Linked DNA regions of Homo sapiens: region 2 is linked to region 1. A link is an interaction called in ENCODE POLR2A ChIA-PET data of the cell type or tissue named here. Cell type or tissue: PC-9. All regions are shown on one strand.

Region 1 (4,000 bases):
CTGTTTTAAGTGTGTCCCAGAGATTCTGGTATGTTATATCTTTGTTCTCATTGGTTTCAAAGAACATCTTCATTTCTGCCTTCATTTCGTTATTTACCCAGTGGTCATTCAGGAGCACGTTGTTCAGTTTCCATGTAGTTGTGCAGTTTTGAGTGAGTTTCTTAATCCTGAGTTCTAATTTGATTGCATTGTGGTCTGAGAGACAGTTTGTTATGATTTCTGTTCTTTTACATTTGCTGAGGAGTGTTGACTTCCAATTATGTGGTCAATTTTAGAATAAGTGTGATGTGGTGCTGAGAAGAGTGTATATTCTGTTGATTTGGGGTGGAGAGCTCTGTAGATGTCTATTAGTTCCACTTGGTGCAGAGCTGAGTTCAAGTCCTGGATATCTTTGTTAATTTTCTGTCTCATTGATCTGTCTAGTATTGACAGTGGGGTGTTAAAGTCTCCCATTATTACTGTGTGGGAGCCTAAGCCTCTTTGTAGTTCTCTAAGAACTTGTTTTATGAATCTGGGTTCTCCTGTATTGGGTGCATATATATTTAGGATAGTTAGCTCTTCTTGTTGAATTGATCTCTTTACCATTATGTAATGGCCTTCTTTGTCTCTTTTGATCTTTGTTGGTTTAAAGTCTGTTTTATCAGAGATCATGATTGCAACCCCTGCTTTTTTTGCTTTCCGTTTGCTTGGTAGATCTTCCTCCATCCCTTTATTTTGAGCCTGTGTGTGTCTTTGCACATGCGATGGGTCTCCTGAATACAGCACACTGATGGGTCTTGACTCTTTATCCAATTTGCCAGTCTGTGTCTTTTAATTGGGGTATTTAGCCCATTTACATTTAAGGTTAATATTGTTGTGTGTGAATATGATCCTGTCATTATGATGCTAGCTGGTTATTTCGCCTGTTAATTGATGCAGTTTCTTCATAGCATCAATGGTCTTTACAATTTGGCATGTTTTTGCAGTGGCTGGTACCCATTGTTCCTTTCCATGTTTAGTGCTTCCTTCAGGAGCTCTTTAAGGCAGGCCTGGTGGTGATAAAATCTCTCAGCATTTGCTTGTCTGTAAAGGATTTTATTTCTCTTTCACTTATGAAGCTTGGTTTGGCTGGATATGAAATTCTGGTTTGAAAATTCTTTTCTTTAGGAACGTTGAATATCGGCCCCCACTCTCTTCTGGCATGTAGGGTTTCTGCTGAGAGATCCACTGTTAGTCTGATTGGCTTCCCTTTGTGGGTAACCTGACCTTTCTCTCTGGCTACCCTTAACATTGTTTCCTTCATTTCAACCTTGGTGAATCTGACAATTAGGTGTCTTGGGGTTGCTCTTCTCAAGGAGTATCTTTGTGGTGTTCTCTGTATTTCCTGAATTTGAATGTTGGCCTGCCTTGCTAGGTTGGGGAAGTTCTCCCGGATAATATCCTGAAGAGTGTTTTCTAACTTGGTTCCATTCTCCTCATCACTTTCAGGTACACCAATTAACATAGATTTGGTCTTTTCACATAGTCCCATATTTCTTGAAGGCTTTGTTCATTTCTTTTCACTCTTTTTTCTCTAATCTTGTCTTCTTGCCTTATTTCATTAATTTGATCTTCAATCAGTGATATCCTTTCTTCCACTTGATCAAATCGGCTATTGAAGCTTGTGTATGCTTCACAAAGTTCTCATACTGTGGTTTTCAGCTCTGTCATATCATTTAAGGTCTTCTCTACACTTTTTATTCTAGTTAGCCATCCATCTAACCTTTTTTTAAGGTTTTTAGCTTCCTTGCAATGGGTTAGAACGTGCTCCTTTAGCTCAGAGAAGTTTGTTATTACCGACCTTCTGACGCCTACTTCTGTCAGCTCGTCAAACTCATTCTCTGTCCAGTTTTGTTCCCTTGCTGGCGAGGAGTTGTGTTCCTTTGGAGAAGAGACATTCTGGTTTTTGGAATTTTCAGCCTTTCTGCTCTGGTTTCTCCCCATCTTTGTGGTTTTTGTCTTGTTTGTAGATAGTTCTATGCCTTATTGCATATATAGCTTTATGTAAGTTTACTTTTTTTTTTGTTTTGAAGATAAGGTCTCACATTGTTGTCCAGGCTGGCATGCAGTGGCATGACCTCAACCTCTGCCTCCCAGGCTCAAGCCATCCTCCCACTTCAGCCTCCCGAGTAGCTGGGACTGTAAGTGTGCACCACCATGCCCAGCTGATTTTTGTATTTTTTGTAGAGATGGGGCCTCACCATGTTGCCCAGGCTGGTCTTGAGCTCCTGAGCTCAAGCAATCCTCCTGCCTTGGCTTCCCAAAGTACTGGGATTACAGGCATGAGCCTCTGTGCCTAGCCATCTTACTTCTTTTTTTTTTTTTTTTTTTTTTTTTGAGACAGAGTCTTGCTCTGTTGCCCAGGCTGGAGTGCAGTGGTGCGATCTCAGCTCACTGCAACCTCCACCTCCTCGGTTCAAGCAATTCTCCTGCCTCAGCCTCCCAAGTACGTGGGACTACAGGTGTACATCACCATCCTACCAAGTAGCTGGGACTACAGGTGTGCATCACCACGCCTGGCTAATTTTCTTTTCTTTTTTTTTTTTTCTTAACTACAGGTGTGCATCACCATGCCTGGCTAATTTTCTTTTTTTTTTTTTTTAAGTAGAGATAGGGTTTTGCCACATTGGCCAGGCTGATCTCAAACTCCTGACCTCAGATGATCTGTCTGCCTTGGCCTTCCAAAATGCTGGGATTACACGTGTGAGCCACCACACCCAGCTGGCTTACTTTATTTTTAAGACCTTTGTATTATTGTTCAAATATACTCCTGGCAGTATATCTTTTGGAAAAATTCCTGAAGAATGTATTTTTTAAGTGGCTTTTTAAAAATGGCCTTGGAAATTTCTCTTACAAAAAACTATTAGTTAAGGTAATTATTAAGATTTAAGACATTCTGAGAAATGTATTGTTAGGTAATTTCATTGTTGTAGGAATATCATAGAATGTACTACACAAACACAAATGGTATAGCCCAGCAATATCCCCAACCTTTTTGGCACCAGGGACAGTTTTTGTGGAAGATAATTTTTCCAGGGATGGGAGAGGGTAGGGGGAAGGAAGAGGTGGGGATCATTTCTGGATGACACTGTTCTGCCTCAGATCATCAGACATTAGTCAAGAGAGTCCAATCTTTTGGCTTCTTTGGGCCACATTGGAAGAAAAAGAAGAATTGTCTTGGGCCACACATAAAATACACTGACACTAATGAAGCCAATGAGCTAAAAAAAAAAAAAAGAAGTTGCAAACAAATTTCATAATGTTTAACAAAGTTTACAAATTTGTGTTGGGCCATATTCAAAGTCCCCCTGGGCCACATGCAGCCCGCAGACCACAGGTTGGACAAGCTTGAGTTGGATTCTCATAAGGAGCGTGCAACCTAGATCCCTCGAATGTGCAGTTCACAATAGGGGTTCATGTTCCTATGAGAATCTGATGCCTCCACTGATCTGATAGGAGGCAGAACTCAGGTGGTGATGCTAGCTTGCCCTTGACTCACCTCCTGCTGTGCAAGCCAGGTTCCTAACAGTCCACGGATTGGTACCAGTCCATGGCCTGGGGGTTGGGGACCCCTGGTATAGCCTACTCCACACCTAAGCTATATAATATAGCCTGCCGTGCCTAGGCTGCAAACCTGTACAGTATGTTACTATACTGCATACAGTAGGCAATTGTAACACTATGATAAGTATTTGTGTATCTAAACATCTCTAGGTATAGAAAGGGTACAATCAAAATATAGTATAAAAGATTTTTAAAATGGTGCACCTGTATTGGGCACCTACCACGAATAGAGCTTGGAGCTTGCAGGACTGGAAGCTGCTCTGGATGAGTCAGTGAGTGAGTGGTGGGTGAATGTGAAGACCTAGGACATTGCTGTACTGTACTGTACTTTTTATGTGATGGACAATGCAGTAGGCTTGCTTACACTAGCATCACCACAAATGTGTCAGTAATGTGTTGTGCTACGAAGTTATACTGC
Region 2 (4,000 bases), 250 kb before region 1:
CATATTGTCAATACAGATGGATGGTTTCTTAAGACAATTGAGAACCTAAGTCTGGGACTTCTAGGACGCTAACCCCCCACTATCAAATAATAAAAGATACAAACTTACTTTTAGCTAAGAAACCTAGGCAATTCCATTGTGATGATGTCAAACACAGTGAAAGCTTTCAGTCATGCTATGGGATTTAATTGTGTATCCTCATTACTGTATCATTTGTGGGGTACACCCCTTCCCCCTTTTTTTTAAATTAAATACAGCTCATTCTTACTGTGGCTTGTAGCATTCCCCTCTTCTGGCCTCCTGGACTCCTCCCCTTCATCTCTCTTACCCTTGCCCCCTCCACCCGGTCTTGATAGTGGTATATTAAAAAAAGAAAGAATGAAAGCACATAAAATGAGTCAGTTTGGGGTCAGTGGTATAAAGGGGGTATATGTTGTGAACAAATGTTTTAATAACAGTTGGCTGTAATCACTCCTCGCCATGTCTGGCACTGAAAATAAGGGAAAAAAAACCTACTGAATAAAAGTGACAAAGAATGGAAAAAAAAAAAAAAAGAAACCTAGGCAATAAGACTTCATAAATTGACAGCTATAAAGTTCACACACTTGAGGAAGAATCCGAAAGATTTTTCTTTCTTAACCTTTCATTACTTGTTTTCCAAAACTACAACTTTCTAACAGCACTAAAATGGCACTATAATTTACCTACATACATATGGATCTTCCTCACTAAATTTGGGCATCTCAAAGGCTGCCTATGTCTTCTTCCTTAAAATATTTGTTTGGCGCCTACTGTGTAGCAGCTGCTAAAAAAAACAATAGCAAACAAGACAGACGTGATCCCTGGTCTCAGGAAGTCAGACAATAAATAGACCAACAATATATGCTTTTAAATTGGGCAAAATAGTAGTAAAGAATTGATGTAATGTTAGAGAGTAAAAGTCAAGGAAGAGAACTAAATGTTTAGATATAATGACTAGAAAAGGCATCCCTGAAGAGGAAACATTTAAGCTGAGACTTAAAAGGGGCATTCCAGTCATTAGGAATCCCCTAAGGTAGTAGACAGTAACACATTCAGAGACTAAATGAGCCAAAGGTGGCTGGAGAGGAAGAATGAGGGTAAAGTTGGAAGAAAAGGTAGGGCCTGATCATTTAGGGTCTCACAGGCCATGATAAAGAATTTGGATTTTGTTGTTTGTATAAAGGAAAGCAATTAGATATTAAACAGAAAAGGCATTTTATTTATGCCTTTAAAATCACAAATCATATTCTGTGAATAAAACAGGGATCAACAGATAAGGCAAGACCAGTAAGGACTACTGCAATAATTAGGCAAGAGAGGATGGTGGCTTGAAGAGATTGAAAATGGAGATGGTGAGAAGTGGACAGGTTTGACAAAGATTTAAGAGGTAAATCTGATCTTTGGCAAAAGTACAAAGACAATTCAGTGGAGAAGGAAGAGTCTTCATGGTGCTGGACAACCACATGCAAAAGGAAAAATAATCTATCCAACACTGACCTTTTATCTTTCACAAAAGTTAACTCAGAAAGTATCACAGACCTATACATACAATTCAAAACTGTAAAACTTGTAGATAATGAGGAAGAAAATCTTGTTTGGCAATATATTTGTAAACACAGCACGAAAATCATGACCCATAAAGAAAAAATTGATAAGGTAGACTTCATTAAAATTGAAAATTTTTCTTCTCTGTAAAACACTGTTTAAAAAAAATGAAAAGACAAGCCACAGACTAGGAGAAAATATTTGTCAAACACATCTTATAAAGGACTGGTATCTAAAATATACCAAGAACTCTTAACACACAATAAAGAAAAAATCTTAAAAAAGAGCAAAAAATCTGAGCAGATGTATCACCAAAGATAATAGAGAAAAAAAAAAAACATGAAATGGAGCTCAACACCCTATATCACTAGAGAAATGCTAATTAAAACAATGGATACTACCACACCCCTATTAGACAGGCTACAATCACTGACAACACCAAATGCTGCTAAGAATGCAGAGCAAATGAATTCATATTCATTGCTGGTGGAAATGCAAAAACAGTACAGTCGAGTTGAGACAGTCTGCAGTCTCTTACAGAGCTAAGCACAGGCTTACTACATGACTCAGCAATTGCACACACAGGTATTTTCCCAAATGAGTTGAAAACAAGTCCACATAAAAACCTGCACAGGAATGTTTGCGGCAGCTTTATTCAGAACTGCCAAAAACATCAAGCAACCAAGCTGTCCTTCATTAGATGATGGATAAACAAACTGTGGTAGATATATACAATAATAAGAAATGAGCTCCCAAGTCACAAAAAGACATGAAAAAAACTTTCATATTGCTAAGTGAAAGCCAGTCTGAAAAAGCTACACACTGCATGACTCCAACACTATGACATTCCAGGAAAGGCAAAACTAGACAGATAGTAAGATCTGTGGCTGCCAGAGCCTGAGGTGGGGAGGTAGGAGTATGTGGCACGCAGAGAAGAAGGATTTTGCAACAGGGAGGACCCTGATGACAGAGCATTCACAGTGGTATCAGAAGCGACAACCAGAATGGAATAGATTGAAAAGTAAACTAAATTTGAGAGATTGTAACAATATAAGTAGACAACTCTTGATAATGAAAGTGAACAGAGATTGCAGAAGTTAGGGGGTGTGGAAAGACCCAAGGTGGCTTCCTTAAGATGATGTATGAAAGCATAATTAGATACTCATGAGAATGAGCTAATAGAGAAAAACATTTGCTAATAGAAGGAAAGATAAAATACAAAAGGCAACAAATCTTTAGCAAAATATAAGAGATAGACCCATCCTCTAGAGAACAATGAGAAAAAGCCTTTGAAAAAAGAAGTATGGGGATAGAAGCATCTTAATATTTCCAGTGCATGAAATACTATACATAATAAAAGATGCATGAAACTTAGTAGATCCTCAATAGAGATTAAATGAATCAAATTAAATAACTGTAATGGTTTAAAAAGCTCCTAGTAGAACAGCCTACTTCTAAGTCGTGGGACTCAAACTAAATTGAAGGCAAATTCAGACACTGAAAAATTCATACTACTTCCAGTTTTGAGTTCAACTAGTGAAGCTGTCACTCCTGTCCACACAACAGAAAAAAAAAAAAACTGAACTGGAAATCAGTAGCTTCTCTTAGATCCATCAGAGAACCGAGATCACAGGACAATCTGCTGCCTCCTCCAAAACTAAAGAAACAAGCAAATACAGAAAATCACAGCTTACCAGAAGCAGCAACTATTGCTGAAGCCAACAACTGGAAGAAAAACTTAAATAGATTAATTAAGACAGTCTAAATATGGACTAGTTTGACAGATGGAAACTCCTGGCAAACCAGCCTTAAGGGGCTCCCCACACTTCCATGATTTTTTTTGTTTGTTTGTTTGAGATGGAGTTTCACTCTTGTCACCCAGGCTAGAGTGCAATGGCGCGATCTTGGCTCACTGCAACCTCCGCTTCCCGGATTCAAGCAATTCTCCTGCCTCAGCCTCCTGAGTATTAACAGCACCCGCCATGCCCAGCTAATTTTTGTATTATTTTAGAAGAGATGAGGTTTCACCATGTTGGCTAGGCTGGTCTCAAACCCCTGACTTCAAGTAATCCATCTGCCTAGGCCTCCCAAGTGCTGGGATTACAGGCGTGAGCCACCGTGCCCAGCTACTTCCATGATTTTTAACTCCAAAAGCCCCATCAGGTTGTCAGGGTAAAGAAAAGAGAAAAAAATCCCTGTGCTTCTGGAAGGAGAAAGGAAAAAAGGAAAAAGTAACCATATTCAAATATTCCCAGAACATTCTGTTATCCTTAACAAAGGACTGACCTTAAGGAAAATTATTTTACCAGAGGCTAACCAACAGCGGGTATATCAAAGCCTGACCAAGTGGAATAAGGAAAATATCCAACTAGGGTTCTCTCTCTAGCTTTCTTGTTCCACCTAAGGGGGGTAAAAAAGCTGAGAAGCATTTGTA

What was found. ChIA-PET counts read pairs that join two places held together with the same protein. Peaks named below come from ENCODE experiments on the same cell type or tissue, not always from the same donor. Only the 100,000 strongest peaks of a DNase experiment are listed, where the experiment ranks them.
Region 2: POLR2A ChIA-PET joins it to region 1 with 9 read pairs; 2 of 35 experiments call an interaction of 5 or more read pairs at or near these places.

What each region holds. Positions count from the first base shown.
Region 1 is chr13:44,774,662-44,778,661 of GRCh38, forward strand. No RefSeq gene overlaps it. Among named protein-coding and RNA genes, the nearest start is that of LINC00330, 33 kb to the right of the region's middle. In PC-9, no CTCF peak of the experiment used is centred here; no DNase peak of the experiment used is centred here.
Region 2 is chr13:44,521,144-44,525,143 of GRCh38, forward strand. The region is part of intron 1 of TSC22D1 (TSC22 domain family member 1); the gene reads right to left. Among named protein-coding and RNA genes, the nearest start is that of TSC22D1-AS1, 53 kb to the right of the region's middle. In PC-9, no CTCF peak of the experiment used is centred here; a DNase peak (open chromatin) is centred at 2,148; H3K4me3 peaks cover 1,831 bases; H3K27ac peaks cover 3,426 bases.